Linked DNA regions of Mus musculus: all the other regions are linked to region 1. Evidence: chromatin loops called from intact Hi-C (ENCODE). Cell type or tissue: left cerebral cortex. All regions are shown on one strand.

Region 1 (8,000 bases):
CAAATGTAGAAAATATATAGATTACCTGTGGATCATACAGGTCATGTTATGTGGAAATCAGCAATTCATTTTTAAGCACTCCATTTTCTCATCTGTAAAACAGTGAGCTAAAGTCAATAATTTAAAAATTCTGTGAGCATTCATTGGTGCCCTTAGCACATCGTGTTTCCTTACTTCACAAAGCTCACATATGAAGTGTTTCAAAGGAGAAAGCAAGAGATACAAAAGGAGAAAGAAGGAGAAGAAAAGAGAGAAAGGAAGGAAGACAGGGAGGGGGAAAGTAAGAGAAAGAGGGTGGGAAAGGGGAGAGAGAAAGTTTGGTGGAGAAACCAAGGTAGAGTAAGAGAGGAAGGAAGGAAGGAAGGAAGGAAGGAAGGAAGGAAGGAAGGAAGGAAGATAATAAGAAGAAATAGAAAACAAGGAAGAGGTGGGAGGGGGGACATTGTAAGGGACAGGTCACAATGTAATCATGACCATGCAGGAACAGTGAGAATGCTTGAAGCTGATTTAAAGTAATTATCTATCCTATTTTCTGTAAATATTCTTGATGCAATCAGGTGAGCAGTGCCTAGAAATGATGCCGAACGGACCCTGACCCAAGGAAACCTTCTTTACAGGAAGCAATGTTAGTTAGAAATACTGTTAAATACTTTTTAAATAATTAAAAAAAAACATTGTTAGTTTTGCCCGAAGGATAGGCAGAAACAAATATTGATGCAGATTTTACTTCCTGAAAGCTCTAGCGAAGCTGGAGAGAGGGCAGCCTTACAGAGAACCCAGAGCTGACTCTGCCATCCCTAACAAGAGTTGAACGAAGCAATTTTAGCTTGGCTGTCACCTAAAAATAGAACTATCTAGGAGCAGTGGGGATGAGGCAGAGGCTGGAGAAGAACCAGCGAAAGCAGGAAGTGGACTAACTGGCAGCCAGGGCCTTATTTTGTCACTGAGTCTGAATTTAGCTTTCTTTAAGCTCCTTCTATCTGGCCACTGAGACACACGCTGAGACAGTGTGTGTCTCAGTGGGAGAAGCCTACATGTTCATCTGTTTTATATATGAAATCGTCCACCTTGGACCAAAACTCCCACTGTTGCTTCTGCCTTGAGTGATTTCCATCAGAAGAAATCCCCCGAGAAATCAGGGGACAGTGCCCTGGCAGGTCATGGTGAAGAGAGAGTCTCACAGCTGACTCTGTCACCTGTGGTTAGTGTGGCACAGGCACCCATGGAGATGTCATTGTCACAAGTGTTCCATCTCTCTGTGCTCAGACTGTTTCTCACATCTCCTACAGAACAAGGAGCAAGGCAGCCTGGTTCTGTTCTGCTCAGTGCAGGGAATGTTACGGTGGCACTGACCCAGAAAAGAATGATCAACATTCTCACTGGCAAAAAAACCATAAAAGTCAACATACACACTAATTAATGTTATCTTGAGCCAGAAGGTTTATCAACCAGTTTTCCAAATAAAAACTCAGAGCAAACCAAAGAAGACATTGCATTATAGGCCTTTTCCCACTTACCTTTACAAATTATCAGTTGTTTTGCCTATTTAACTATTAAATTCTCATCCAACCTCTCACAACAATTACATATGTTATTGATACTATTGCATAGTATCACTCTAATTTCAATCCAGTTTCTTAAAAAGAGCAGTTAACAAAATTTATTTGTAACAATATGATCTACACTACTGGGAGAGAGTTGTAAATATTTTAATTGAGTGTGCAAGAGAACAATCCAAGAGATTCCATGCACTAAATTATAGATCCTCACTATTAAATTTTAATTTTGATGATAGATATGCATGTGTTTGCCTTTTCTGGTGTTCTCAGAGGATTTTGAAAGCAGCTCGACACAGAAAGCAAGTTAGGTTTTAGCTTAGAAAATTGAATTGGCAATCTTCAGTGTATTTCTTTGTTTTGTTCTAAGATGAGCTACATAAATAAGCTTTGAAGAAAAGTGGATAATTTTCCAGTTAACTTATTTGGCTAGACTCTCACTTTGTGCAATATGGTGGAATAGATACGGCAGCATGGGTAGATATCCTAGAACTTCCTTTCTGCTACTGAGCAACTGCGCACAGAAAATGCAATTTTATGACATCCTCAGATTTCCACAAAGCAAGGGAAATTCCAAATTCATTAAAAGTGAGATAGAGTCTTGAGTTAAAACACATTGTCTCAGACCTATGTTCTCGGTGGCAGCCAATGCCCTCTGGTTTTCTATCTTCGGGTATTTTGATAGCATCAAAAATGTCTGCATCAGGGCAGTCCTGTTTCCAGGGTATTTGTAGATAGAGATAGAAGTTGAAAATAGAATCCAAATGGGACTTTGCTCTTGATATCTTCTGAAGCTGTTGCTATTTTAATAGAACATATGCCCAGAGGAAGTGTTTCCTATTATTGTGTAAATATAGTTCTCCAAGAATGGAGAGGATTGCCCAGAAGAAGAACAGCCACAGGATATTGCTAGTCTAATTCTTTGATGATATAAACGGAAATTCATTGAGGGAAACAGAAATGAGATTCTTGGTCTCTTTCGTCCTAACTAGTAGATTTTGTCACTGGTTGTATGCTCAAATGTCCTAAGGAACCCCTGGTCTGCAGCATTCACTGCTAGTCATAGGAGCTCACATCATGCAAGATTGGACCAGACTAGAGTTGACTGAGTTAGACCATAAACCCAGCTCCTAGAGCTTCATATATTGCTTTCAAAGATGTATTCTCTACCTGCACCTACCTGTGGGTTCCCAGTTCTTGTATCTCCAACTACTTTCTAATTCCATGCAGGTACACATAAAAGAAGTCAGTCAGACCATTTGCTGGAACTTCAGTGCAGAAAGAGGTCTGTGTTTAGCCATTCACCTGACAGCACTGTTCAGAGCCTCTGCAGACCACACTTTTCCATGCTATAAATAAGTCAAAGTTTCTCTTAACCCTCTCTCAAACAGTGAATTCTTTTAGGCCTTCCTCAGAAGTCTGAATCTCATTGCCACAGCTCCCCCTTGTGGCCAGTGGAATGAAAAGCATTCTTAATCTTTTTTCTTCCTTCTTGGAGCCCGTTGATGATTTTTGTTTTACAAATATATACCACCTCAAGGTTGAGGTTATGCGACAGAATCAAAAGAGTGAAGACATTCAAAAAAGACACTGTATATTATCTACCTCCCTTTGGCTTTCATAAGAATGAAACAATGGACTTCAAGATATTAAACTACTGGGAATCATACAGGACCTACCAGAAGGAAAACTTTTCTCCCAGAAAGAGATTTGCACGTTATCAGACTATACTTTTCAGAAAGATGGAGCTAAAACAGTGATGGGCAGGATCACATTTGATGGAGGTTGTTTAGATATGCATACCTCTGGCCCTCTGTTTAAAGCTGAAACTAAACTGCTTTATCGGAAGCCTGAAGATGGACTCAAGGAGTCACTGGATTTTTTTTCTTTTTCTTTTCTTTTTTTTTTTTTTTTGGACCCTCTTCCCAATGTGAGCACAGTGAATAAATTCCCCCTTTCTGCTTCTTATGATTCAAACAAAATACAAAAGAAAGCAAAGAGGATAGGAACTCTAACAGGAAGACCAACAGAGCCCATTAACCTGGACCTTTGGGGCTCTCAATGTCTGAATCACCAATCAAAGAACATACATGAGCTGGACCTAGGTTTCCCCACACATATGTAGCAGATGTGCATCTTGGCCTTCGTGAGGGTCCCAAATAATTGGAACAGGAGCTATCACAAAAGCTGTTGCCTGTACGTGGGATATGTTCTTCAAGCTGGGCTGTCTTCTCTGGCCTCAGTAGGAGAGGCTGCACCTAGCCTCAGAGAGACTCGAAGTGCCGGGATGAGGGGGACACTCAGGAGGTGTCCCACCCACTCAGAGGCAAAGGGGATGGGGGAAGGGGGTGACCAAGAAGAGGGCAGTGAGAGAGGGAGGTAAAGTGAGTAAGTATAAATAAATAAATAAATAAATAAATAAATAAATAAATGTAAAAAAGAAAACAGAGCACACCAACAAGAAAAAATGTTTTAGAATTTAGCATCTGCTGTGTACTAGGGCTGGGAGGTAGCAGAGGTCTTAGAAGGAGGGATACATATAGGAGGGGTATTATAATTTGTCCAAGGCACTCCCATCTCAGACTAATTTCTCAATACGCACCATCTGAGGAAGTGGTGGCCAATGAACAAGTAAGAAGGCAGGAAGAGAGTGATGCTGGGGCTGGCTAAGGCCACAAGGACATAAAGGGCCTCTCTGGGTAATGCTGGAAGAGGAGTGGCATTATCTTTAAACACCCTTAGCTTCGGAAGCACATTTCACAGGGAAAGAGAGCTTTTGTTCACAGAGGACACAAGCCTGACCCAAGCTCCTACTATCACTCAGCCTGAGAGGTCACACAATGCACATGGCCTGAGGCCCATGCAAGGAGTAATCTCTGAGAGCTACAGGCATTCTCAAGAAGTTTCCAAACGGAGGAGTTCTAAGTCCAGCAGCTGAAACTGCAGTGTAACTAGTGGATAGTTGGTCTCTTAGTGTTCATCATTTGAGGGAAAATATCAGACTCACACATTCTGCAAATGATGTTTGAGTTCTCAACTAGACATCGCGTCTTTAACATTTTGGGGAATGGGGAGAAACTTTTGGGTAAGTATCTTGATGCCCTGAAATGTTGGTTGGGTTCCAAATTTTACGCAACGCATGGGGAATTGTCATTCAAATGTTCTGGACCAGATGCCAATTGGGATCCTGTTGATAAACAATGAAAGTAAAGACTTAGCAAATACTAACTAACACGGGTAGGTATTCCTTAAGACTCTGAGGAGTAAACATTTCTACGTGTGAAAAACAAGGGATGGTATCCTCCAGGTCACTAAAGCCATATAGCTTCAGAAGAGTTTGCATACTCGGACTTAATAGGAATATGGTTGCTAGAACAAGTTGCAGGAGGCTTTTCTTTTCTTAAGGGTGTTTCCACCCTAAATCAAGCATGCTCAAACATACTCTGGCCCTTAAAGTTTGATCGAATTACTACAATGTTCACTCTAAAATAAACTAAAAAAAAAAATGTTTGGTTAATGGAAGTGATTCGTGTTTGGTGGCATTTGTTTGCATAGGCAGAAAGGACACAAAAGACAAAAAAAAAATTAGAGAAAGTATAACTCTTGCAGATATTTTCCCTTAATACAATTTACCAGTTTAGCAGAATCTGCTAAGAGGACAAGATGGGGAAAACATGAAAAGAGTGGGGTGCTTTGTAAAGCAACCAGTGGCTCCTAGATATGTAGACTAACACTTAAGTTCAGTGCTACTGATCAAAAGGACCCTGGGGCAGCTCCAGGCCTGGGGCCTGCAGATAGTGCAGGGAATTGCTGAAAATGAGCACAAGGGAACTTCAAAGAGAGTGAAAATGTTTTAGAGCTAGACCATGATGCCACTGGCACAGCTGTATGGACTTGTCAAAGCTCATGGAATTATACATGAATAAATGTTATGCATGTTACATGAATTTCATGTCAATAAAGCTGCTAAACACTCAAACATTGTTTAAAACTTAAACCACTGTCCACTTAATGCCAGGACTTAACAGTGATCCCGGGACTCCTCAAAGCCCAACTTCAGTTTAAGTCAGTCCTCAGCTTCATGGAGATGGCCTGTCACTCTCACAACTTCCTAGCAGATATGGCCTCAGTCCTCTCAAGAGAAAAATGAAACCATTCAGAGCCCTAAAGTACTCTCTAATGTTCCGTGTAATCTAGGATTCACATGAAAATAATATCATCACGTGCCAAGACATGACAACAGACAAAAAAAAAATGTGGCTCAAAAATTTAGATACTACAGTTACTGGACACTGGTTTTTAAATAGTTAATGTTTTAACAAAGTAAATATAGTGGAAAATTTTAGCAAAGAACTTGAAACTTGAATCATGATCTAATAGAAATTCTGAACTGAGTTATACTGATTGTTTAATATATACATTCACTATATTTGTTTATAAAGAGAATGGGCAAAGCTTAAAAGAATAGATAAGTTGAAGAGATAAGGTGAAACTACCCAAACAAAATTAGAGACAGAAAAAAAAAAGAAAAATACAAATGAAAATATGTTAATTAGGGCATTGGTATAGATAGGTTGGCCAGAAATCTAAGATCTGGAAAACTTTTGATCCACCTGTTCCACACTTTTGGAATCTGCCTGCAAAAATATCATACAGGCCACTACTATAACTCATAGCAGCAGCAGGATCCCTTGGGAACATAATGTGAATATCTAAGCACCATTTTTATAGAGCAAATCTGTGTCTGCATAGAATTGCTCATCACAGATGTGGCTGGAATCAAATGATACAGTTTATATTTTTATCAAGTCCAAGTAATTAAGCCTTTAAGACGGTGGTCAGCTGCAACAGTGGCAAACATAGGAGGTTCATAGACTAAACTTCAGCGCTGATGCAACCAGTGGTTCTCAAGGAGTTGGTGTTCCTTGTCTTCTGCTCTGCCACTGATTCTAGATTTCCCCTAGCCTTGCTCTGCTTCTCTGTGGACGTTCCTTGTTCAGTAGGATCTCTACTCCTTATGGCAGTGGTCCTCAGCCTTCCGATTGCTGAGACAGTTTCTCATGTTGTAGTGACCTCCAACCGTAAAATTTTTTGGTTGCTACTTCATAACTGCAATTTTGTCTGTTATGAATCATAATGTAAATATCTGTGTTTTCCAATGGTCTTAGGCAACCTGTGTGAAAGGGTCTTTCAGCTCCCAAAGGCGTTGTGATTCACAGGGTGAGAATTGCTGCCTTATGGCTTTGATTTATTATTTTTTTTTGTGGTACACCTACTTTTTATATTGTGACTGACTCAGTCAACAAATTGCTACCTATCACCACACTCACAAAATACAGAAACTTGATTGAATTCACTCATATCTAGAACAACCTTTCCTTGGTTCCCAATATTGAGCACCAAATTTGTAACCATATGGTATCAATTTCTGGAAACTTTATTTTATATAATCTCAATTTTTCTACATACCTTCTTGCATCCCCATCAAAGGAACCAAAACCAAAACAAACAAACAAAAAAGCAAACATAGAAATAACATAAAATACCTTGGTGTGACTCTAACTAAGGAAGAGAAAGATCTGTATGATAAGAACTTCAAGTCTCTGAAGAAAGAAATTAAAGAAGATCTCAGAAGATGGAAAGATCTCCCATGCACATGGATTGGCAGGATCAATAAAAATGGTTATCTTGCCAAAAGCAATCTACAGATTCAATGCAATCCCCACCAAAATTCCAACTCAATTCTTCAATGAATTAGAAAAGGCAATCTGCAAATTCATCTGGAATAACAAAAAACCTAGGATAGCAAAAACTCTGCTCAAGGATAAAAAACCTTCGGTGGAATCACCATGCCCGACCTAAAGCTGTACTACAGAGCAATTGTGATAAAAACTGCATGGTACTGGTATAGTGACAGACAAGTAGATCAATGAAATAGAATTGAAGACCCAGAAATGAACCCACACACCTTGGTCACTTGATCTTTGACAAGGGAGCAAAAACCATCCAGTGGAAAAAAGACAGCATTTTCAACAAATGGTGCTGGCACAACTGGTGGTTATCATGTAGAAGAATGCGAATTGCTCCATTCCTATCTCCTTGTACTAAGGTCAAATCTAAGTGGATCAAGGAACTCCACATAAAACCAGAGACACTGAAACTTATAGAGGAGAAAGTAGGGAAAAGCCTCAAAGATATGGGTACAGGGGGAAAATTCCTGAATAGAACAGCAATGGCTTGTGCTGTAAGATCGAGAATTGACAAATGGGACCTCATAAAATTGCAAAGCTTCTGCAAGGCAAAAGACACCGTCAATGAGACAAAAAGGTCACCAACAGATTGGGAAAGGATCTTTACCTATCCTAAATCAGATAGGGGACTAATATCCAATATATATAAAGAACTCAAGAAGGTGGACTCCAGAAAATCAAATAACCCCATTAA
Region 2 (8,000 bases), 200 kb before region 1:
AGTTTTCTTTTGTTTTGCTTTTAAAAAAACAGCAGGAGTTTTATTTCATTTTGTTTTGACAACCTAATATGTATTGTAAAAGGTTGACACCTTTAGTCCAAATAAATACAAGTTTCTATTTACTGTAACTTTATCATTATTGTGTACAATTTGGAATTGTTCATCTTCTACTTTAACCATCTATTTTTCCTAAATGTTTGCTACAGAAACATCATGTAGTATTCTTGAGAGATTTTATGCTACTTTCTCATACAAGGTGAATTTCTGTTTGTGTGAGTGGGACAGTGAGTCAGTTTTCTTTTGAAACTCATAGTTACAAGGACAAATCACATTCTAATCATTTGACACTCAGAAGATTACTTCTGTCCTCTGTAAAAATATTCTTGCCTTGCTGGGTAGCAGCTACCTAGCAAAGGCCAACACATTCTCTGCTAGCTACAGCCAACAAGAATGGAAGAAAGAATTCTTCCTATGAGAACAGCCCCTCTCTGAGGTAAAAATGACTAGAAAGACACTTGATGAAATGTAAATTTGATCTGTAATGAAATATTTTCAGGAATGGAACAAGCTATAGCAATAAATTAAATTTGCTCTTAGAAGTGGCATTATCTGATGAAAACCCTAGTTTATCTCTTTGCCTTTCCTTGGACTACTTCCTAGCATAGCCTTGCCTTCTTTTGCTTGCTTGGAAATGGGGTTGTGAAATGCTTTTCTATGGCTGGTGTAATAAATCACTGTAAAATTAATATCATAAAACACTAATCACAAAGCTACCATGTGTGGAGAGCCGTGAGCAATCGCCATCATGAGCCTCCGCTGTGCCTAACTGGTAAACAAGTAATGTGCGCAGGTGCAAGAGTAAATTCGTGCCAAGTCACTGCCCATTCCGGGGTGTAGTAGTGGGGTGATGAGTGAGCAGCTAATCAGAAGTTGACACGTCACACGGAGGGGTATATAAGCAGCACCAGTTTCCTTGTTCGGGGTCTTCCTTCAGATGAAGCAATAAAGCTTTGCCGTAGAAGAATCCAGTTGTCTGAGTGAATTCTTGCTGGCGAGATACTAGCTCGGGATAACCATGTAGAATACTACAGATTAGAAATTAAGTATAATTCTTGTTGGATTTATATCAAGAGGCAGGAAGGATTATCTTTTGATTTGAGTATCCATGGGATAATCTGTCCCCTTACCTTTAGAGACCACTGCCTTTCTCTGGTTGCTCTTATTTATCTTCAAAGAAAGCAACATCACACTAACCATAGTCACTGTTAAAGACATGAATGTTTAGGCTGAGTCCAGCTATACAATCCAAACAATAATCTTGTTGTATTGAGTTAGCTGAACACTTAATTACACCTCCACACTTCATTCTCTTTTTCTATATAAAGTAATGTATTCATAGTTACTGAGTAATAGGAGGTAGATATTTTTGGAGCCATTATTTTGGCTAACAGAGGATGATAAGACTGAGAATTGGTTAAATCTATGAAAACATTTTGCAAAGGCTTCTATTCAAATATCTTAAATTTTTTTAATATAAAATTTCACTAATGCTTGGCAAATACACTTCCAGAAAATCCATTTTTTCACAAATAAAGCTTTATATCTGCATTATTCATAAAAAATTTAAAACTGAAATGGATCGAATGTGCATTTAACAAGTGGATGGAAAAGCATGTCCACAGGATGCAACCATTTTCCACACTAAGAATATAAGAAGTTATTGAAATACTTTAGAACACGGATGGGCCGGCCAATAAGGATCTTTCTATCTTCAACTCTCCTCCTCACAGGAATGGAGTTATAGGTGTATATAGCTGCATCTAGATTTTATATAGGTTTCAGAAATCTAAGTTCTCATGATGTTGCACAATGAGTGCTGTGAAGAAATCTTCCCAGCCAGCATATCACATTGGAAGCAAAAGACCAGATATTTAAAGCCAAAAGTCCCATAAGGAGGTATCTTGCAAGGATGTTGAGAGAGGACATCAATTGAGGTCCTTCATTGTTCAAGGTACAAAGTCACAGAAATAGATGCTGAAGCCATAGTAATAGAGATTAGGGTTGGAAAGAGGCAGGAGTGTGGAGGGCTGTGTATGAAAAATGTGCTTAACATGAGGTAGGATTCATTCTCTGAATATTACACTCAAAGGAAAGCTCTAATTTCTCTGTATTATTAATGCCATATGAACAATGGCGCAGCCATAGTTCCATGCCTGGGTCTTGCTGATACCAATACATTTTGTCACAGGGCATGGTTTGAGAACTTTCCAGAATAATTTTCTTTCCAGTCCCCATAATAGAGTACTTTGGAGTTTTGGAGATAATAGCATCCAATAGGCCTGCAGGCTGAGACAACTTTTGGCAGCAAAGTCCAGGGTGGGATTTGAGGACAGAATGATAAGGAAAACACACACACACACAAAGGAAAATTTTCCTTCCTGAGTTTGAAAATTCTGCATCTTACCTGCTCCCAGATTATTAAAGGCCAGACAATGCATGAACTTGGCAGTCATGGGACAGGCTGGGCTAAAGCAGGAGTTTTAGGTCATGGGGCAGAGATTGGGTTCTTCTAGAAGTTAGTGTATTATGGCATAACCCTGTCAACTGTTCAGGGTTTCATAATGATCCTATTCAATACAGATTCATCTATATTGCTTTTCACATCAAAGGAAAAGTATTTTTGTTTAATTTCCTCATCCAAAGTAGGTTTGGCACTCTGGTTATTTATTCTAATTCTATCCTAGTCTTAGGAAACCTTCAACTGCAACTATTTTGCAAGGTTTGGAGATGAATACACTTCAGAGCTTTCAAAGTCTGTAATAACGGAATGTGATCTAATTATAAAGGGTGGAAAGGAAGCAATGTTGTGTGAGCTCTGAAGAATAAATGGACTCTGACAATCTGAAAGGGAGGATTCTTCAATAGGAAGAGCCAGGAGTTGCTACATCAAACCAGCAATGGGGCAGCTGTGAGCAGTAAATCAACCATCTATTTATATAACAAATATGTTAAGAATGTGGAGCAACAACTGGCAATCACTGATTTCCCAGAAAGCATAGAGTGACTGAGTGGTCATCAGTCAACCATCTCAACCCTGTCGTCACTGACTTGTTAGGGTTTTATTGAGTTAGACTCCCCCTACAATGATTTTAGGTTCACCTTTCTCTTAGAAGTAGCTTCAAACACTGAGCGATCAGAACATTCTAATTTTTACTTCTGCCTGGCACACAATTTAGTAACACTGATAAATTAAAACATGATTCATATTTAGATGCACACATAAACATTTCCTTGTGTATCTTCTGTTTCAAAATGAAGAGTCCCTTAAAGAAGAGAGCTGCTGTTTCTCCATGCCATTCTTTCATATTTGCTTTTTCCTAGATCTCAATTATATATCACCATCAGATCTAATTGTGAGAAATATATGTGTATATATACACATTTTTTGGTCCAGTGAAACAGTCTATTTTTAAACTTCTCTGAACCAATCTTCTTAGAAGCAAACATGTTTTATTTTTAAAAGGACTTGGATGTGAGGGGTGTAGAGAATTTAAATAGACATTAACCAGAAGTCAGAAAATATGTTCTTCAAAAGAATCTTGAGGAACTACTTGAAGACTCATTTGAGCCTACTTTTGTCCCTTCCCCACTTCCTTCTTCCTCCCTGCATGCTATCTTCCAGGAATTATCCACAGTACCAGGCATGTAAAGCTCTCAAGATACCACTCCTATCTATAAAGTCTTATAATGACTCTAGATGGAAAGAATCATAAAAACCCATCACTGCGCCTAGCAATCGTTTCACAGGAGAGAAGTTGCTTTTCTTTTCTGTAAAGGTCAGAAAAGCTTTTGTGGATAGGTCTTCCCTGGCTGAAGAATGGGATAATGTATAAGAGGTAAAGAAATAGACTCAGGAGAGAGCTTTTAAAAGGTACAGCTGTCCCAATTCAACACGATCTATTTAAGGAAATACAACATGTTCAACTAGGCTTAAATTCAAAGTGCTAGAGTGAATTTAGAACACTTGGACAGATTTTGTGTGTGTGTGTGTGTGCACAGAAATGTTTATGAAAGGCTTTGTGTACTGCATAAATTTAGAAAGTTAAACATGGACACCCTATGTACATGATGTTAAATTATGGGTACAAGCTGGGAGACCAGGAATGAGAGCTTTGTATTATTTTTCTAGGAAGAGGACAGTGAAAGCGTACACTAGATCAGAAATAGAGAGGGAAAATTGAATCTGATGAACATGTTTGCTCTACGAATAATGACAATAACTATCTTCTTGGTGAATTGTCTAAGCTAGTGAAGGCTCTTTCTCATTGCTTCCCAGTTCCTTGTCAGGTCTTAGCACAGTCATGTCCAATGATTTGTTTACATGAAAAGAGGACATGAATCCTGTAGCCTTCACATTAGGATTATGCCAGATGAAGTCCAGCTCCAAACTTCCTTGAGGAGTCATAAAAGTCCTATGTTGAAATTATCCCCAAGCCCAGATCCTTTCCTGTCCAAACACATCCCCCCATGCAGCCATGCTGACTGTCAGGGCATTTCCAGCAACTATATATCTTCCTGTGAGAATTTAATTCATGACATTGTGGGGACAGGAAACAAAGAGATTTAGAAACTAATGTAATTGAGAATGGGATTTCACAATCATTACAATCACTGAGATGGAAATACAGTGTGCCCAGAATGGGGGCAGGTTGAGGAGGCAACAAATTCAGGAATAAATTCCTTGAGTTTGAGTTGCCTGTGAGGAAGCGAGCTTGCACTGTTCACTCACAGCTAATTTTGTCAACAAGAAACATAGAAGATGCAGTGACTATGGGTGGCAAACGTGAAGGGAAAATGTAACAGGCAAAAAATAATTGAATAAAGTGGGAAATTACATAGTAGCTTATATGAGAGACTTTTAGTTACATATGGAATTACTATTGAAGTTTACCTAGTAAGAAAGAACAAAGCTCATGAAAAAATACTTTAAAGAGATCAATTAAATGATACAGAGCACTCAAAAGAGACTGAAAATTGAGAGTGGCATTCTTTTAAGAATAAGAATGAGAATGAAAACATGTAGAAGACAAAACCTGCTGGCTCCTCTCTTTCTGAGCAGCCATAAAACCAGTGGATTTTTGCTGTGATTGAGACTAATTGGGAAAGATGACAAAGTCCATGTGGAAGCTTTTAAAATGATTCTGAGACTCTAGAAGGTCTTGATTAAATACTGTTGTTCCTATTACTCACTAGTTTCTAGATGAGTGCCTGCTACAGAAGAATCATGGGATTGATCCAGTGACAATACTGAAAGGGGCATCTCTACTGTCTTATCTACCCCCTAGTTGTATTTTGATATTTTTAATTTAGAATATCTAGATAATTCCAAGATTGATCTGCTCTAAATTGTTCTTGGCACAGCTCAGAATGCATAACCCTAGATGAATAATTATTTTTTGTAGATCAAATTCTCTACTATTTTAAACTTCTGAGCTAAGTATAATAATAAACTTAAAACTTAAAATCAAGACAGCATGTTCTCATATACAGTTAAGTGGGTATAAAGATAAAGGGTGAGGTTGAGCTCAGAGAAACTAGGACTGTTTCTGACATAGACTATAGGGATTGTTAGTCAGGAGAGAGTGCAGTAGTAGACTGTGCAAAAATAGATGGAAGCCAAACAAAGACCTGTTTAAAAAAAAAACCACAGTGTATTTGAACCGATAAGAAATATTCTTGAAAAGTCATTAATTTATTTAAGCCAGAGAAGTAGATCAGTGCCTTACTTTGTCTCCATTGGAGAAGCTTCTTCTTAAAGCAGATGGGAAGAAATGCATAGACCCATATCCAGATATCATGCACAGAAGGAGAGACTTTGAAACAGTCAGACTTCAATAGGATGCCTTCACCGAATCCTTCTTCTCAGGGATCAGTGAACCTCATGGAAGAGAAGGCAGATATACTGTAAGAGCCAGTGGTGGAGAAAGGACACAAAGAAGACAAAGCTGTCTAAATGAACATAACTCATGCACATATGACCTCACAGAGACCGAGGCAGCATGCCCTGGATCGGAAGAGTTCTGAATCCCATACTTTTTAAATATATTTTGACTTCCAGTTTAGTGTTTTTATAGAGTTCCAAGTGGGCAAATGAGTTGACCTCTGTTTCATGTGCTTTTTCTTTGGGTTCTTTTCCTTCTCGTTGTAAGTTTTTATTTTCAATTCCTTTGTTCATTTTTTAAATCTTACTTGAAAAAAAATCATTAGATGCTGGTAAATATTTGAGCTCATTATCCTGAAAGACTGTGGTTAGATCATCTTAGCTTTTCCTGGAAGTACACTTTGAACCTTATCCTCAGACAGAAAGAAAGCATTGGGATTTCTTTTTTTTTTTTTTCTTTTTTTTGTGACTATCTTAGGTCATATTTCTGAGGGAGGGGACACATGTCTTGGGAAGGATACATAGTAAGGTTTTACTACTAAAATGATCTATTTGGTAAAAACTCCACAAAGAGTTTTGTCAAAAAAATAACTGTTTTGAAAGGGTTATTTTTTTCCTCTAAAATGTCAACAAGAGTAAGGGCACAGATACAACATACTTAATATGCCAACACAACAACATCAAGTCAGTGAGTAAATAAAGTGGCACCAACTTCATGGCAATTTTTCAAGACACAGTTCAAAGATATTTTTAAAATAAATAACTAAAAGAGGAGCCGTCATCCTCAGCCCAGGGAGGCGGCACTGACAATGGACTGAGGCAGGAAGCGCGGCCAGCACTGGTCCTCGGGGCGGGGAGCAGAAGCGCCACCCTCAGGAGGGGTGGATGCTCAGGTTGGATGCTTGTCCAGAGAAGAAAGCCTCAGGAGAGGCTGTCTTTTGCCATTTTCCTCTTTTCTTCCAACGTGTGCTTAAATATTTTTCTCAAGGTGTCGTAAACTATTGGTCCGTTTTCAGAATCAAAATTAACCTTGGTGAAAGCTTTAATGGCATGTGAAAGGCAAGCTTCCTCCACCCCCATGGGAAGCGTCTGCAGGCTCACTATGCAGTGCAGCACACAGAGGATGGTCTGGTACTGCCCCTTCTCTAGTAAAAACAGGGCTTCGGCAGTATCTGCTTGTCTGTCGACCAGCATGTCCACATCCTCTTTGGTGATTACAGGCTCTTTCAGTTGCTCAACCCAAGACCACATCAAACTGCACAAGATGAAAGGGTCTCTCTCGCCGCATATTCGTTCCCAGGCTTCCTCTCGGGAATTTAGTTCTTTCTGCCACATCTCCACTTTCCTTTTCACTTCCTCCTTTTCTTTTTTTTTTTAATTAGGTATTTTCCTCATTTACATTTTCAATGCTATCCCAAAGGTCCCCCATACCCACCCCCCAATCCCCTACCCACCCACTCCCCCTTTTTGGCCCTGGCGTTCCCCTGTACTGGGGCATATAAAGTTTGCAAGTCCAATGGGCCTCTCTTTGCAGTGATGGCCGACTAGGCCATCTTTTGATACATATGCAGCTAGAGTCAAGAGATCCGGGGTACTGGTTAGTTCATATTGTTGTTCCACCTATAGGGTTGCAGTTCCCTATAGCTCCTTGGGTACTTTCTCTAGCTCCTCCATTGGGGGCCGTGTGACCCATCCAATAGCTGACTGTGAGCATCCACTTCTGTGTTTGCTAGGCCCCAGCATAGTCTCACAAGAGACAGCTATATCTGGGTCCTTTCAGTGAAATCTTGCTAGTGTATGCAATGGTGTCAGCATTTGGAAGCTAATTATGGGATGGATCCCTGCATATGGCAGTCACTAGATGGTCCATCCTTTCATCACAGCTCCAAATGTTGTCTCTGTAACTCCTTCTATGGGTGTTTTGTTCCCATTTCTAAGAAAGGGTAAAGTGTCCACACTTTGGTCTTCGTTCTTCTTGAATTTCATGCGTTTGGCAAGTTGTATCTTATATCTTGGGTATCCTAAGTTTCTGGGCTAATATCCACTTATCAGTGAGTAC
Region 3 (8,000 bases), 500 kb before region 1:
AGAGAGAGAGAGAGAGTATGAAGATAGAGGAGGAGTAGAAGGAGAGAGAAGGAGAGGGAAAAGGAGAGGGAGATGCAGAGAACATGTCAAGCTCATCTTTTTAAGGAACTTCCACCATAACAGAATTAATCCATCTTAAGCGCCAAGCCTTCATGCTCTAATCACTCTTGAAGGATTTTTTATCGCTATTGAAGTAGTGATTAAGTTTTTAGTACATATGCCTTGGAAGGCATATGCAAGCCACAACAGGCACAAGGAATTCTGACACATGACTTTGACTGACTCTCCACTCCTTTCCATAAGCTGTAGTAATTTTTAACTCTTGTAGAGGAAAAAAGAGACATTACAAATGCCTCCCAAGTTTATTATTTAGACATAAAACGTATAAGTGATAATGAGAAGATGACTAATTCAGCCATTCTCTTAATGTGAAGCTTATCAGATCTGTAGTAATTAATTTAGAATCAAATCTAGCATAGGGAGGGGTAGAAGAAGGCCCAGAAGGTAGCAAAGGAATTTCATAGGAGGTTTATCAGAGAAATGGGCCCCCACCTTCAAATGCCTTGAAAGGTTAAGGAGAGAGCAGGCCACAGGGCAAACCAGTCTCTGATTACCCAGTTTAGTCAACACCTCATTGGGGCTAAAGGTGGCCAGACCCTTCCCTTCCAAAGCTTTGCAGCTACAGAGCCCAGGGATTACATCCCTATCAACAGATGAATGCCTTGAATGACTGAATGAATCAGCAGCATTGCAGATGGTAATGGAGAAGGAAGAGAGCTTTTTTTTTCCCCTAAGACATCAGCCATATGGAAGGAGCTTCAAGCTAGAATTGTGATAATGATCAGGATTTAGGAGCCAGCTGGTATTTCTGATCTGACTGATGCGGCTCCTCTCCCCCACTCTGCTGTTTCACACCGAAGGAGGAAGATTGTGTTGTTTCTACACTTGGCAATGACACTGAGCCAGTGTGACCAATGGATTATATTAGGTATCATGGGCTAGGATGGCACCTAAACCTGCCAGCCTAAGGAAAATACGATATAGTCCCACTGAAAGCAAGAACAGTTATTTCACTTTTTCCTAATGCCACTGCCTACCTTCCCTCTTCTCTGTGCTTAGTTCTCACTTAAGGGCCTTCTAGGGAGTCCATCCCACTCCCTAAAAAATACTAATTCAGGAACAAAAAAGAAGAGTGGCATAAACAACAGAGGCAGTCAAAGACAGTATGTGTGTATGTTATCTTCAGTCCAGTCCCCCAAATCCTGGCTTGCATATATATTTCATCACGTTCTAGCAAAAGATTTATACAAACTGAGATTGAGCAATTTTCCAACAGCATTAGGTTCCTGCATTGCCCGTAGCTATTTTTCATCATACTTCTAAGTGTTTATTGCATGCGCACTGCACTGTGTGTATCACTTGCTTTCTCAGTAAAATAAATATTGTAAGAGGGTTAATTAGACTTAGAAAAGATGAAACAAACAAACAAAACACTCCCTCCATAAATGTGGGGCACTCCGGTGTAAGCAACTGGAAAGTGCTGCAACGGAAGCCATCAGAGTGAATAGCTCCAATTTTAACTCATGCTTCTGAAGCAAGAGCATCAGTAACAAATGCATTAGGTCACCAGACCCCGATGAAGTGATGAAGCACTTCAAACAGCTCATTTGCTTCAGGCTCAACCTCCCTGGCTGGCCACGCCTACTGCTGCCTTTTCCAGGTCCTCACTTTAAACCACTCTCCCACATCTAAGATTGAATAATTGGTTTATAAATGAATGCTTCAGAGAACAAAGAACCGCACAAGTGAGGTTCCAAGGGACCAGTTGGCTGTCCTCCAAGCATCTCAGGGTGCTATGCCTCATCTCAGTGGAATGAAGCTCTACCAACTACCCTTCAGATCTTCCCCCCTCTGCCCAGCATCATTACACTTCTTGTGTCTCTGGCATCTTCAGCTCTTACCTGCCAGATCTACCCCCTTGTGAATCCCTGCGTCTTGGCTGTTTGCTTGCGCTTTAAAGGCAATGTTTGTAAGAGTGCTTGCTGTGTATCGGGCAAAACATATCTTTGAGCCATTTGGCATTTGTTGGTGTTGTAGTCCTTCTTACTGGGTATTATTTGTCACATCTTAAACACGAGACAAGTAAGATTCAGAATTAACACAGGTTTTCTACACAGCAAGAGGAATGAACTACAGTATTGACCTGGTCCCATCTAATTGTGAGGCCTTGTAATATGTTGTTTAAGTAAAGGAACAAATAAAATAGATCTAGATGGGCCTTAGTAGGCACATGGAACACAGGCCAGCTTTGATTCCTTTAGTAATTAATTCTGCCTGTCTGGGTCTCTAGTCCTACCTACCAAGGTTGAAGAGGATGTGCACTTCTCCTGTTGGATGACATAACAGGTTCCTTTACTCAGAACTACACTCTTCTCCTTTGAAAACTCCAGAGACCTAAATCTCTTGAGCTGTTATCTGCCTTCATGTCTTTCCTTTCAAACAGTGTAGGTGACATATCTTGGCACTGACTAAAATAAAATCCCCTTTTGTTATTTTACTAGCAATAGTTGCTCTGATGGTCAAAGACACCAGGATGTCTCCAGGAGTACCTAGAGTGTTGCCCCTTGTTTGCCCATAAATAACGAATCATTAACTATATTTACATACCAGAACATCAGGCAGGAGTGTAATAATGCTAACAAGCGCAGAGCACAGCTGGTTCCCAGGGAGGGTGGGGATGATTCACCACCTGCTTAAGAAAGCCCAGCCTCATTTCCTCCCCAGCTCAAGGGGATCTAAACTTCCACTCTGGCAGCCAGTCTTGAGGTAGGAGGGGCCTGTGCATCTCTGGCTTAGAAAAGGAAGTACAAGTGCAGAGTAGACAAGCCTAGACAAAGACCATCTTGAACTATGCTGTACTCTCTCCTTGCCTTTCTCCTGGGCATGTTCTTGGGTGGGTGCATTCCCCTGTTGAAAACCTACTTTCAAATTGTTGCTTCCATCTCTCCACCTGTTAAAGGTGTAGATTCTTTGGTACTGGCTTGCCTCTCTTGACCACAGTCCTCCAATTACTGAGATATGGGCATTTCACACTCTTTCAGTATTGACTCTCAGTTTTGTATCTTTTAGAAAGGATTTGTCTCCCCTTGCCCTGTAACATTTTTCATCCCTGGCTCTTCTAGTATACTCCCTGAGACTGATTACATGTAACCCCTTCAGAGGGAAGGCAAGCAAGCTGGTGTGTGTGTATGTGTAGAGGTGTGTGTTTCTACTCTAAATGACTCTATTTCTTTACAGGTGTTAGTGCTCAGACTATCCATCAATGGCCAGTTGCCGAGATCAAGGCTGTGGGCAGCCCACTGTCTCTGGGGTGTACCATAAAGGGGAAATCAAGCCCTAACCTCTACTGGTACTGGCAGGCCACAGGAGGCACCCTCCAGCAACTCTTCTACTCTATTACTGTTGGCCAGGTAGAGTCGGTGGTGCAACTGAACCTCTCAGCTTCCAGGCCGAAGGACGACCAATTCATCCTAAGCACGGAGAAGCTGCTTCTCAGCCACTCTGGCTTCTACCTCTGTGCCTGGAGTCTCACACTGAGTAGGGTGGGGCAGACATCTGTGCAAAAACCACACCCTCTCTTTAGTCCTTCCTCCCTCACTAGGAACCCTCACTAGGGATGGGTGGAGGGGGTTTGCCACTGAATTTCTGGCTGATAGTCAAGTTGAAGTCTGGAAAACAACATGATTCAAGTCAGAAGTCACCAAAGACATTTATTAAACTCGTTATCAGTGACTCACATATGCAGAACCTGTGAGTTGCCTACACACAGTAAAATTTCCAGTTTGTAGTATCCAGTAGTAGGATATTGTATACCCGTCCTTAAACCAGGCTACTCTTGTCTAAACACTCTATACTTGTTCTACATTACTATTGAGGTACGCTGGGCATGCTCATGGATATATGTGGCAGAGAGAAGTGGGATATACCTGTATCTGTATCTGATACCAGGTAGGAGAATCTTATGTAACTCAATTAGTTAATTTCACCTCTGGGAGTATCTCCATCATTCATCTTTCTGCTGAGGTTAGAAAGTTTATAAAGGCTGATACTCAAGACATCAATCAAGGAGGAACAAGATGTCATTAGATAGCTATGCAAGATAGAATTTAATATAGAAAAGTTCTTAGCATTTTGTCTAAGATCAAATGTAAAAGTTAATATGGAAAATGTTCATTCAGGAATTTTTACTGCTGCTTGCGTCCTGTTGCTTGTTTGTTTGTTTGTTTGTTTTGTTTGACACAAATTTCTACTATGTAGTCTGCACTTGCCTCAATTTTGAAGCAATCCCCCTGCCTCATCCAAACAAGCATGTGTTACCAGGTCTGATAGTGGTTGTATTGTCATTTATACTTCCCAGTTTAAACTTCTGTCTCTCCTCTACTCTTCTGTAGCAAAACAGACAAACAGATGGTAGCATAAGAAACACAGGAGACTGAGGGTAAAGAGGAGGAGTGTGTGTGTGACAGAAAGGTTAAAATGGAATAGTGACTAGGATGGAAATGAAGAAGAGGAAGAGACTGATGTGAATGGTTGGAAAGGGATGTACTGGTTACCTTGGCAACTGAGATTTCTTTAGCCCTCACTCCTCTCTAGATCATATTCCCAAAAGGGAATTTCCCCCAATGTCTCTTTTCTTCCACAAGAGGGCACAAGAAGTCTTAAAATCCTCTGTTCCTGGCACCAAACACTATCTAGAGTGATTCTGATGTATCACTGATGTATTTTCAATCTCATTTAATTAATATACAAAGGAAAAATCAAAACAGAGACACTGAGTGATCAACAACATACTTGACAATGTCCAAATGTCTCTATCACACTTGATGAATAGGTGTAAAGTAGCCAGGATACAGAGAGCCATCATAAAGATCAAAACAATGAAGTATATTAAAGATGGTACCAGGCAAAGCTACAAGTAAAACATTTGACTTCAAGTCTAGATTTCCTAGTTTCTAAGACCTGAGGGCAGTTATGTAGTTTTTCTAGATTTCATTTTTTTTTCACCAGCAAATGTTATCTGTATGCATTGTTAGATATTGAAGGAGATCATATTTTGCAAGTACTATTACAAAGTCTAACTTTTGGCAGGTGTCCTTTTCCTCCCTGGAAGCTTACAAAGTACTTTGACTGTAGCTCCTCCAAATTGTCTCATTTAAAAATATTTAAACAGAAAATATGTCACAAACATGACAATGCTTATGTGGCAAACCGATGCCAATTTTCTCATGTGCTGTCTGCTCTGAATTCATCCTAGAACATTCCTGTTGGAACTCTGTGCAATCTCAGGGTCTGTCTTCAAGGAGAAACACTGTGTGTGTGTGTGTGTGTGTGTGTGTGTGTGTGTGTGTGTACATTAAAAGGAGAAACGATTTTTAGCTAGATTTAATACAATTAAGTTCCAAATGAGAGGATTGTTTGAATAGAAACACAGAAATCTCAGCGTCTTTAAAGTCTTGGAAACAGCAAATGAGAAAAAGAAAATCCTAGTGATGGCTAAGGATAATGTAGCACACAAGAAGAGGCTGTTTAAGGAGAGTCCTGAAAACCATGTATACACACTAGAGCAAGTCATTATCCTGCATTTAGTTATCTGCCTCTATTTATGCATAAAGATTCTGCTGCCATAACTGTTTCAATTGTACCCAAAGGTCAAAACCTCAGTCATTATAACTAGGGAAAACAGGAAAACACTTCAGGATGGCATATCCTAATAGTAGGTGCTACCTGCTGCCAACATCAATGTCATGGTTCCTGGTTAAATGTGGCTTCTTTTCTAGGAGATCTGTAAGGATGCTGATTTTGACTTTGACTTTATAAATGTGTCACAATAACTATCCCTAAGGATATCATTGCCTGATTTTCACACACAGGCTGCTGAGGACCACAGAAGTTAGAGAAACTCCCCTCAAGGATCTAAGCCATAATGGGATTGACTGGGGCCCCTTGACTGCTTCTAGAAGGTAGAAAAAGGCCCAGCCTTAGGAAGGCTGGGCTACTTCATATGATTTTTTAAAGATTATATGATTTAGTTGAGTGTGTGATGGATAGAGCAGGATTGGCTTGTATATTTTGCGAGTTCCCACTTCCTCATTTGAGAGTTTCTGGAGGTCTGGTTTTCCATTCTTTCCTGTGTTGTGTGTAGACGTTTCCCTCATCTTACCCACATGAGGCAGGAAATACAAAGCACATTCACTTTACAGCCCTTACTCACAGAGGATACACCCCAGCGAAAGCCAGCCAATGAATGCAGGACAGACAGACCATCTATTTTTCATTCGGTTTATTATTTAGACTCTGTTCCTGTGACTCATTACATGAATGGGCTCTCATTACATTAGTTGAAGGAAATGGAGGATACTTGTGAAGAGAGGGTGACTGGAGTTGGGGTTAAGTGGAAAGAGAAGTGGGAAGAGCGGTGATGTGGGAGCCATGGGAACCCTAATGAGGTCAGAGCTGTTATTGCACCTGTCTCCATGGTGCATACTGAAGGCTTCTGTTTCCTGTGTGACTTCTAACAGATGTAAGATAGTTTAGATGGGGGGCTTGAGATGAGATATATGGGTTCCCCTTTAGAGACCCTCCTCTTGGTTGTTCTCACTGTCACGGTGATAGCTAGAGGCTGAGGTAGAAAGGGCTGCATGAGAAGGGTTTGAAGACAGGATGTGGCAAGTGTGGTTCCCAAAATGCTCAGAATGTGAGTGAGTGGGGGAGCATTCACAGGCACCCCAGATGTAGGACCTGGTAAATGTCAAACCACATCCTGTTGTGACTCCTGGAGATGGAGCTATGGCAGGTGGCCATTCTTACTTGGTGCTGATGTTACTTACAGATAAACAGCCAGACCTGGGGTGAGATGCTTCCACCCCTTCCCCCATTGTCTTCAGGAACCGAAAAGTCCCAGGAATGCATCTCTTCACTTGCTGATGTTTGATGAAAAACAGTTCTTCTTAAGATTATTTTTTTTATCATGTTCCTATATCTCTTTGCTGGAATCGGTCAGGGAAACAAGTATTAAGGGTCCTACTGTGCCTGGTTAACTATGGGACTCAAGATCAGCACTGTCCCTTTGCAGGTCAGATGCCTTGTAAGATATATCACAATGTGTGTGTCTGGAGCTGGGAAGGACTTAGATTTCCCCACTTACCATTCTGTCAGTGCTACAAGGCCTGCAGAATTTTCATCAACAAACCACTAAGTAGGGTCTGAGGCTCCTTATGGAGCACCTTGGTTCACAGGAATTGAAGGGATCTGGAAAGCTGGAGATGGTAAATGCATTCTGCAGCTGGGGAGAGAGGAGGGGGAAGAACTGATTCTCTGAGTTTTAGCAGATCCTGGACTCCAGGCAGAGTTTGGAGAACATGTGCTCCATATCGAGCTGAGATCTTGCTGTGATTTTGTGAATCACTTGTATAAGATTAAATAAGGCGACATGATCCCATCTGAGAGAGTGTGAGGATAGAGGGATAAATATAATGGACTACAGAATTAGAATCTTGTTGAGACTTGGTAAGTTTGGAAGAAGCACTAAAGAAATAAATGCAAGAGAACCGAAGTACATTTTGGTCTCCTGCACATCCTCACAGATAGAAAAGCAACAATTTGCACACACAGAGGGGGTACATGGCTCAGATGCAGCACATGTGTGAAAGAACTAGAGTTTTGAGTCCCAAGTGATCTCTGAGTCAACGGCAGGATGTAGACATACAAAGGTAAAAAGTCGCCCCACCCAAATGATACCTAACACATCAAAAACAAGGGGTATAACTAACTCCCTCTTTACTCTATGTAGGTCAGAACCCACCTGGTGCTGAGTTTTTTTTTTTTCTGAATACAGTGCTTTCAGAATGATAGAAGGATAAAAGTGAGCTGAAATGTTTTTATAAGAAAGTAACTGATCCACTAGGAGAAAGAAATGCTCAGAACTGTACATTTGAGGGAAT

The links. Peaks named below come from ENCODE experiments on the same cell type or tissue, not always from the same donor. Only the 100,000 strongest peaks of a DNase experiment are listed, where the experiment ranks them.
Region 2: a loop joins it to region 1, with 4 times the contacts of the local background. A loop is called at or near these places in 4 of 42 quality-filtered maps.
Region 3: a loop joins it to region 1, with 2.7 times the contacts of the local background. A loop is called at or near these places in 8 of 42 quality-filtered maps.

What each region holds. Positions count from the first base shown.
Region 1 is chr6:41,050,755-41,058,754 of GRCm38, reverse strand. It overlaps Tcrb. Among named protein-coding and RNA genes, the nearest start is that of 2210010C04Rik, 19 kb to the right of the region's middle. In left cerebral cortex, a CTCF peak has its summit at 3,004 (motif pointing left); DNase peaks (open chromatin) are centred at 1,228, 2,089, 2,237, 2,887 and 1 more place; H3K27ac peaks cover 2,117 bases.
Region 2 is chr6:41,252,634-41,260,633 of GRCm38, reverse strand. It overlaps Tcrb, the pseudogene Gm2719 and the pseudogene Trbv27. Among named protein-coding and RNA genes, the nearest start is that of Try4, 46 kb to the left of the region's middle. In left cerebral cortex, no CTCF peak of the experiment used is centred here; DNase peaks (open chromatin) are centred at 3,741 and 4,006; H3K27ac peaks cover 1,918 bases.
Region 3 is chr6:41,553,282-41,561,281 of GRCm38, reverse strand. It overlaps Tcrb and Trbv31. Among named protein-coding and RNA genes, the nearest start is that of Prss2, 36 kb to the right of the region's middle. In left cerebral cortex, a CTCF peak has its summit at 4,694 (motif pointing right); DNase peaks (open chromatin) are centred at 1,687, 2,783, 4,661, 7,479 and 1 more place; H3K27ac peaks cover 2,221 bases.